Linked DNA regions of Homo sapiens: region 1 is linked to region 2. A link is a loop called in an ENCODE intact Hi-C map of the cell type or tissue named here. Cell type or tissue: mammary epithelial cell. All regions are shown on one strand. Each heading gives the region's core, and the rest is flanking DNA. Links, peaks and the distances in the headings are about the cores only. Region 1 has its middle 300 kb from the start of EFNA5. Region 2 has its middle 300 kb from the start of LINC01950.

Region 1 (2,922 bases), core at 98-2,597, 64 kb after region 2:
CCTGTGCCAACTGAAATGAGGTATCAGTGGGGACATTTATTTTATTTTGTACCCGATCTCATCAAATTAAAAAAAGTCTGAATCTTCAAGAAAATCAAGGGAACCATTTTATATAATTATTTTGTCAATTTAGATGTGACCTTTGAAATATGGCAAAAGTCTTCAGTACGGTAATACATTGAAATTCAAAATCAGATTCTGAAATTCTAGTAGCATTAATTACTCCCTCTGTGCTTTCATCACACTTTCTTCCCAGCCCTCTTATCCTATATTTGTTTAATAGACTATTTTGCTTGCAAAGAACTGTGATTCACACAGGATGCCTCAAATAATGAGGGCTTATTTTAAGGACGCCTATGCTAATAATGGAGTCAGAATATTATGAAACTCTCAAAATAGAAGTCAAATAATGACCAGGCATTACAGTGACCAGAACTAGGAGGTTGTTCTGGGCTTAAGGAAGCAGCTCTATGGAACTGCACAATCAAAGTTAGGGCTTTGCTAGAAGAAATGACACTAGGTACATTCTGCATATCTGCTCTCTTTTGTTTATCTCCCTTTCTTCTGATTTATTCTATTTCTATTACCTTTCAAGCAGGATATACTAATTGTTCTGGGTAATTATTATATAACAAGTAATGGCAGAAATATTTCTTTCCTTGCCAGAATATATATAGGACATTGACTAGCCTGAGGATTGGCTGCTTCTGGGTCAGGTGCCCACTCCCTGTCCAATCAGTTATCAGTGTGATGACTTGGCATATTACATGGCAGCCCAGTAAATAAATGCCTTCTTTCTTTCCTCAGAAGGGACTATGGCCTCACAAGCTTCCTCACTGATGTGTGCAGCCCCATAATGACTGGGAGCTTTACCCGGGTGCAGCTAGTCTCCTTTTAAAAATATCCATAGTTCTGAGCACAAGTTCTGGCATATAGTAGATGCTCCATAAATTGTGACTAAATGAATAAGCAAATCTTTATATTCTTCTTTCCTGGGGCTAGTTTTGGGTGAAGTGAAGTAACTTGCAGTTTGCGTATGATTTGATATCACTTACTTGTCAACAGCAGGAAATTGCAGAAGGTTCTGGATTCTAAGACATGATGTATTTCACTTTTCCTCTGCCCTTTTCAGAAAAAAATTTTTCCTTGATCTATGAGAATCAAGCCATTGTAGTAAAGTCAGCAAGTCAATGTGATATGACATGAAGGCCAAACCTTATTTTAAGATGAGAAACTTGCTATAACTCCAGTCATTCTCTCTCATACCCTGGAGTCACTCTTCCTAAGAAACTAGAATAAAACTCTGCTAGCTACTACAGAAACAAGCAGTTCTGATGACTATAAATTTGTATTCTGGTTTCAAGAGGGGGAGTCAGAGTTTATTTCTTTAGAGAGAAGTCTGGAGAGCCTCCCTCCAAATGAGAACTTCCTCTAAACCGTGAACTCCTCAAGGTCATGGACAGACATCAGGGATGATGGGGTCTATGGGAAGTCATAGGTCAGCATTGCCTCCCCGCCCCCCCGCCACAGGAATTGCAGGCACACTGTGTCACTATGCTTCAGTTCCTTACATAAATTTCCCAGTGGGATTGTCCCCAAATGAAAACTGCACCGAGACTCTGTGACCACAGTGAGCAATGTAGACACGCAGCACCAAGAACAGATTTGTGCTGGACAAGGGCCTATCCCTCCCTGGACCGGCTCCCATTACACAGTCATCATTTTCACTTGTTCCTGCCTGTCCATCCACAAACTTGATCAGGGCAGAGGATGGGTTTAGAAGCAGGGGAAATATTGTAGTGATTACAAAATTAATCTTCCTTTTTGCAAATCTCCCACTAAAAAAAAAAAAAATCTCAATTCCTTTGGTGTAGGTTCTTTCCATATTTCTGGAAAGAAGAACTTTCTTGTGTTTGGGTGGCTGCTTCTGGAAGATTGTGTATACCTGTTGTATACAATAATGAGGGGTCCTGATGACAATTACGTTTGCTTCCTTCTATGTTATCTTTTTGGCTTCTCAGAGCATCCTGGAGAGTTTTGGTCAATATCTGTGGAACCCACTTTTTCTCTCTCCTCTCAATGGAGTTGTGAAAGTGTGGATCAGAGCACTAGGGTGTGTTTTTGTCTGCTGTGAACAGCTTAGCAAAGGAACTTGGCATCCTCAACAGACAGAGTAGGTAATAAGTCTTGTGGGCAGAATCAATGATAAAAGGAAGGGGGAAAAAGCAGGACTAAGAGATGAGGACAGCCAAACTGATTTCAGCTAAAACTGATTCAGCTTGCTAATGAATCCACCAGCTAGTACTGAATTCTTGATACTCTCCTCACTTCTCAAATCAAGTTAAAAAAATTGATTCCATGCCACTTACAAGAGGCAGAGCTGTCACTTACTAGGGAGATTAACTTGCTTTGTTGAATACTGACAGGGACCAGAGAAGGGCAGGACCCACAGAGAATGCAGGGCACTCTAATTTGTGATAACCTCAAAACCTGAACTAGTAGTAAATTGAGGGTTTGTAATTTGTGCTAACATCCAGTCCAGACTAAGGTAAGCCTAGAGAGTGAATTTAAGGAAGCCCTAAACCTACAGGATTTTGTGTCATCTTTGTGAATCCAAGTGCCCAGACTGGTCAGAGCTTTAAAGGTGCAGATCCTAGTCCTCTTTTTTTTTTTAAATTTTTTTCTTTTTACTGATACATACTAATAACAATAATTGTACATGTTTATGGGAGTAGATCCTAGTTTTCCTGCTCAGAGTCTGCACACTCTCACATTTAGCCAGCTACACCCATTAAGAAAGTTTGGGGGTCAAATATTGGAACAATGATGACTGCCCTGCCTCTGAATATTGGAGAACCCTGTAGGTGCGGAAGTCAGCTGAGTCAAGGAGAAAACACCAAGGATCCAAAATGCCAAGTGATG
Region 2 (2,922 bases), core at 168-2,667:
AAGGCAGAGAGAGAGTAGTACATGTGAATGAAACCCCAGGTCAATAAGGCTTAAAAAAAGGGAAGTCAAGGTCCAGGCAGGAGTGATAAGAGAGTGTTCAGTGGGACAGGCAACGACTGGGTCAGGAAGAGCTCTGTATTCCAGTTTAAGGGACTGGATTTTATGAGAAGAGCAATAAATAGCCATTTGTAAATTCTAAACAGGGGCCTAATGTCTAGATTTACATTCTAGAAAAATCATTCTGGCTCAAGTTTAGTAGTGTACAAAAGCCGAAGGAAGCTGTGAGTTGGAAGGGAGGCAAACAAAGGGGGAGGCTGTTTTTATGATCCAGGTAAAAAGTGAGTAGATCCTGAACTAAGGCAACAGATATGAAGAGGATTGCAGAATTCACGAAAAAGCACAGAGTGCCCATCTGCAGGATGAGATGATGGACTCTAATATGAAAACAAGAAGAGTCATGAATGATAACCAGGCTTTTGTGTCAGGTGACTGCATACATGGTGATGCCTCTTCTTAGTACCTGTCACTGAGTTCACAAATAAGGGGCCACGGATCAGCTTTCAGACAGATATGGATGTGATAATAAATTTCATTTCAGTCCCAACACTCTGCTCCTTCATTCCTGCATTCAAATCTCAACAACTACCCGTAAGATGCCCAATTATTGGAATTATCAGAATGCTCAATAATCCCCCAAATTCAAAATGCTACTTGTTTGTATATTATGTAGGCTTCAACCAGTCCAGTTTTGTGTGTGTGTGTGTGTGTGTGTGTGTCTTACTTTTTCAGGTGGTGAATTTTCCTGGGAAAATTTACATGATTTGGAGTTGGTGTAATGGATCTTCTGTGTGCTACCAGGACCCTGCACTCAAGATTTAGGCACTAGCTCCCCCAGCTACCTGGGGGATTGCTTAGTGAACTCACAGCTTAGCTCCACGTCAGGAATTGCCCTGAGCATGAGGAAACTGCCTCACCCAAGGTTACCTCCAGTCCCCAGAGGCATCCCACACCCAGTGACTGGACTGGTCCAGTCAGGAATACAGAGGCCCAGCCCTCTGACTTCATTTTGAGACATTGCTAAAGATCCATACTAGCTGCATAGTTCCCTATGGGGTGTGCTGAAGGCTCTGTTACAACTAAATCACATTTCAAGTACTCCCTCTACCTAACCCTGCTTTCCGCACCTCCTTAGAGATCATCTACTACTGTCGCACCAGTCCTATGGCTGCATGGAGGATGGAGTGTACCCTTATGACCCACTGATGAAGGAGAAAATCATGAATGGTTTAGACTGATACGAAAATGCAAAACAAAAATGAGCTACTGCCACACTCTAAGGGTAGCTCTGAGAAACATCAGTGAGGAAATCCTCCCAAAGGAGCTTCAGGTGGTGCTCCCAGTCATCCACTCGATGTAGAAAAATAATTGGTCTGAGCCCTATTATAGGCAGTAAAAAATGGCTTGGTTTATTGGTCAGGAGCTCGGAAGGAGAAAGATTGAAAGATCAGGGATAATAAGGCAAAGAGTTGTGTGAATATGGGACTGGGCACAAACTCTGAAGATCTTTGTATCATCTATTAATGGCCACTAGAGATCATCCACCACCCAAGAATAGGTACTAATTAACAAAGTAGACCAGATGACTTGGACAGAGGACATTACACAGCCTAAATCATCAGCCACCCCAATGCTGGAATAATATGTGCATGAAAAGAGTAGCCACGTTGGCAGAGATGGAGGGAGGATATTTTGGGTGAAACAGGACAGTTCTCCACTCAATAAAGCTTAGATAGCTATTCTGCTCATTAATGAATAATCTGGTAGCAACAATGACCAAAACCAAGTCCCCTGTGGCGTATCTCTTATGCAGATAAAACATCACAAGGTGACATGTCAATTCCTCTGGACCCCTTCCATAGTGGAAGAGGTAATATAATAGAGTCGACTCCAGGATATTAGAAGTCCAGTGTAATAGACTTGCCAGTAAAGAATATTTGGTCTTCTCAAGGGATGGTGCCATACCAGGAACTCAGCGTTGGTCTCTGTTGCTGGTAGCAATTCATCTTGCCTGCAACTAACTGAAGTAGAATGTGTCCATGAATGGAGATAGAAAGAGTCAAACTACTGCATAATCACTTTGGGCTCCTTGAGCCAAGTGACCAGCTTGTAAGGAAAAGCATAATTTTCCTTAAGTAGACCTTCATTTGAAAATAAATGGACAAGTGTACCAGCTATGATCTGAGAAGAGCACAGCTTAGGGGTAAGCTGTGAGTGATCCTACCATGTAAGCCTCCTAGACCAACAGAGGTGCCAATTGAGGCTAAGGGGAATCTAGAAGGGATAGTAGAGGAGGGAAATAATGAGTTCTCAGTCACAGTGCTGAGACCGAGACCCATGATGCAGGCTGCAGTTCCTTCTACAAACCTTGCTGTAGTAGTTGGAATCCTGAAGGAGTCATCTTCAGATCAAATGAAGCTATTATACAAGGCAGTGGATCTGAGCAACACCCCCTCTCAGGACTAAGGCACTCACTTACCAGCTGGTGGGCGTGTTTTCTGATGACAGCCTAAGGATAGCCCTCAGCTGCAAGAAGCTGTTTTGCCCAAAATTACACCCACATTAAATCACTAGTCAGAGAGGGCTTACAAAATCCCAGACCCCTTGCCTCAATTCAAGACATCTCAAAAAGACCATCCCAGTTTGAGAGCTCCACAGGGGATTGGCTGAGGGCCCTGTTGCAACTACATTGGAGCTTAACATTTGCTCTATAAAATCTGGCTTCCTTCCCTCTTCCCATTAAAAGTGTCATTCTCTAAGTCCACTCCTAATAAACCACCTGAACACAAATCTCAACAGCAAACTCTGCTTTCCATGGAACCCAAATGATTACAACTGGCTTCTTTTGTAGTTTTGCACACTTGA

Evidence for each region. Peaks named below come from ENCODE experiments on the same cell type or tissue, not always from the same donor. Only the 100,000 strongest peaks of a DNase experiment are listed, where the experiment ranks them.
Region 1: it touches region 2 in a loop (2.7-fold over the local background); 5 of 110 quality-filtered maps call a loop at or near these places.

What each region holds. Positions count from the first base shown.
Region 1 is chr5:107,369,091-107,372,012 of GRCh38, forward strand. No RefSeq gene overlaps it. Among named protein-coding and RNA genes, the nearest start is that of EFNA5, 300 kb to the right of the region's middle. In mammary epithelial cell, for the core only: a CTCF peak has its summit at 1,639; a DNase peak (open chromatin) is centred at 1,691; H3K27ac peaks cover 335 bases.
Region 2 is chr5:107,305,185-107,308,106 of GRCh38, forward strand. No RefSeq gene overlaps it. Among named protein-coding and RNA genes, the nearest start is that of LINC01950, 300 kb to the left of the region's middle. In mammary epithelial cell, for the core only: a CTCF peak has its summit at 1,552; no DNase peak of the experiment used is centred there.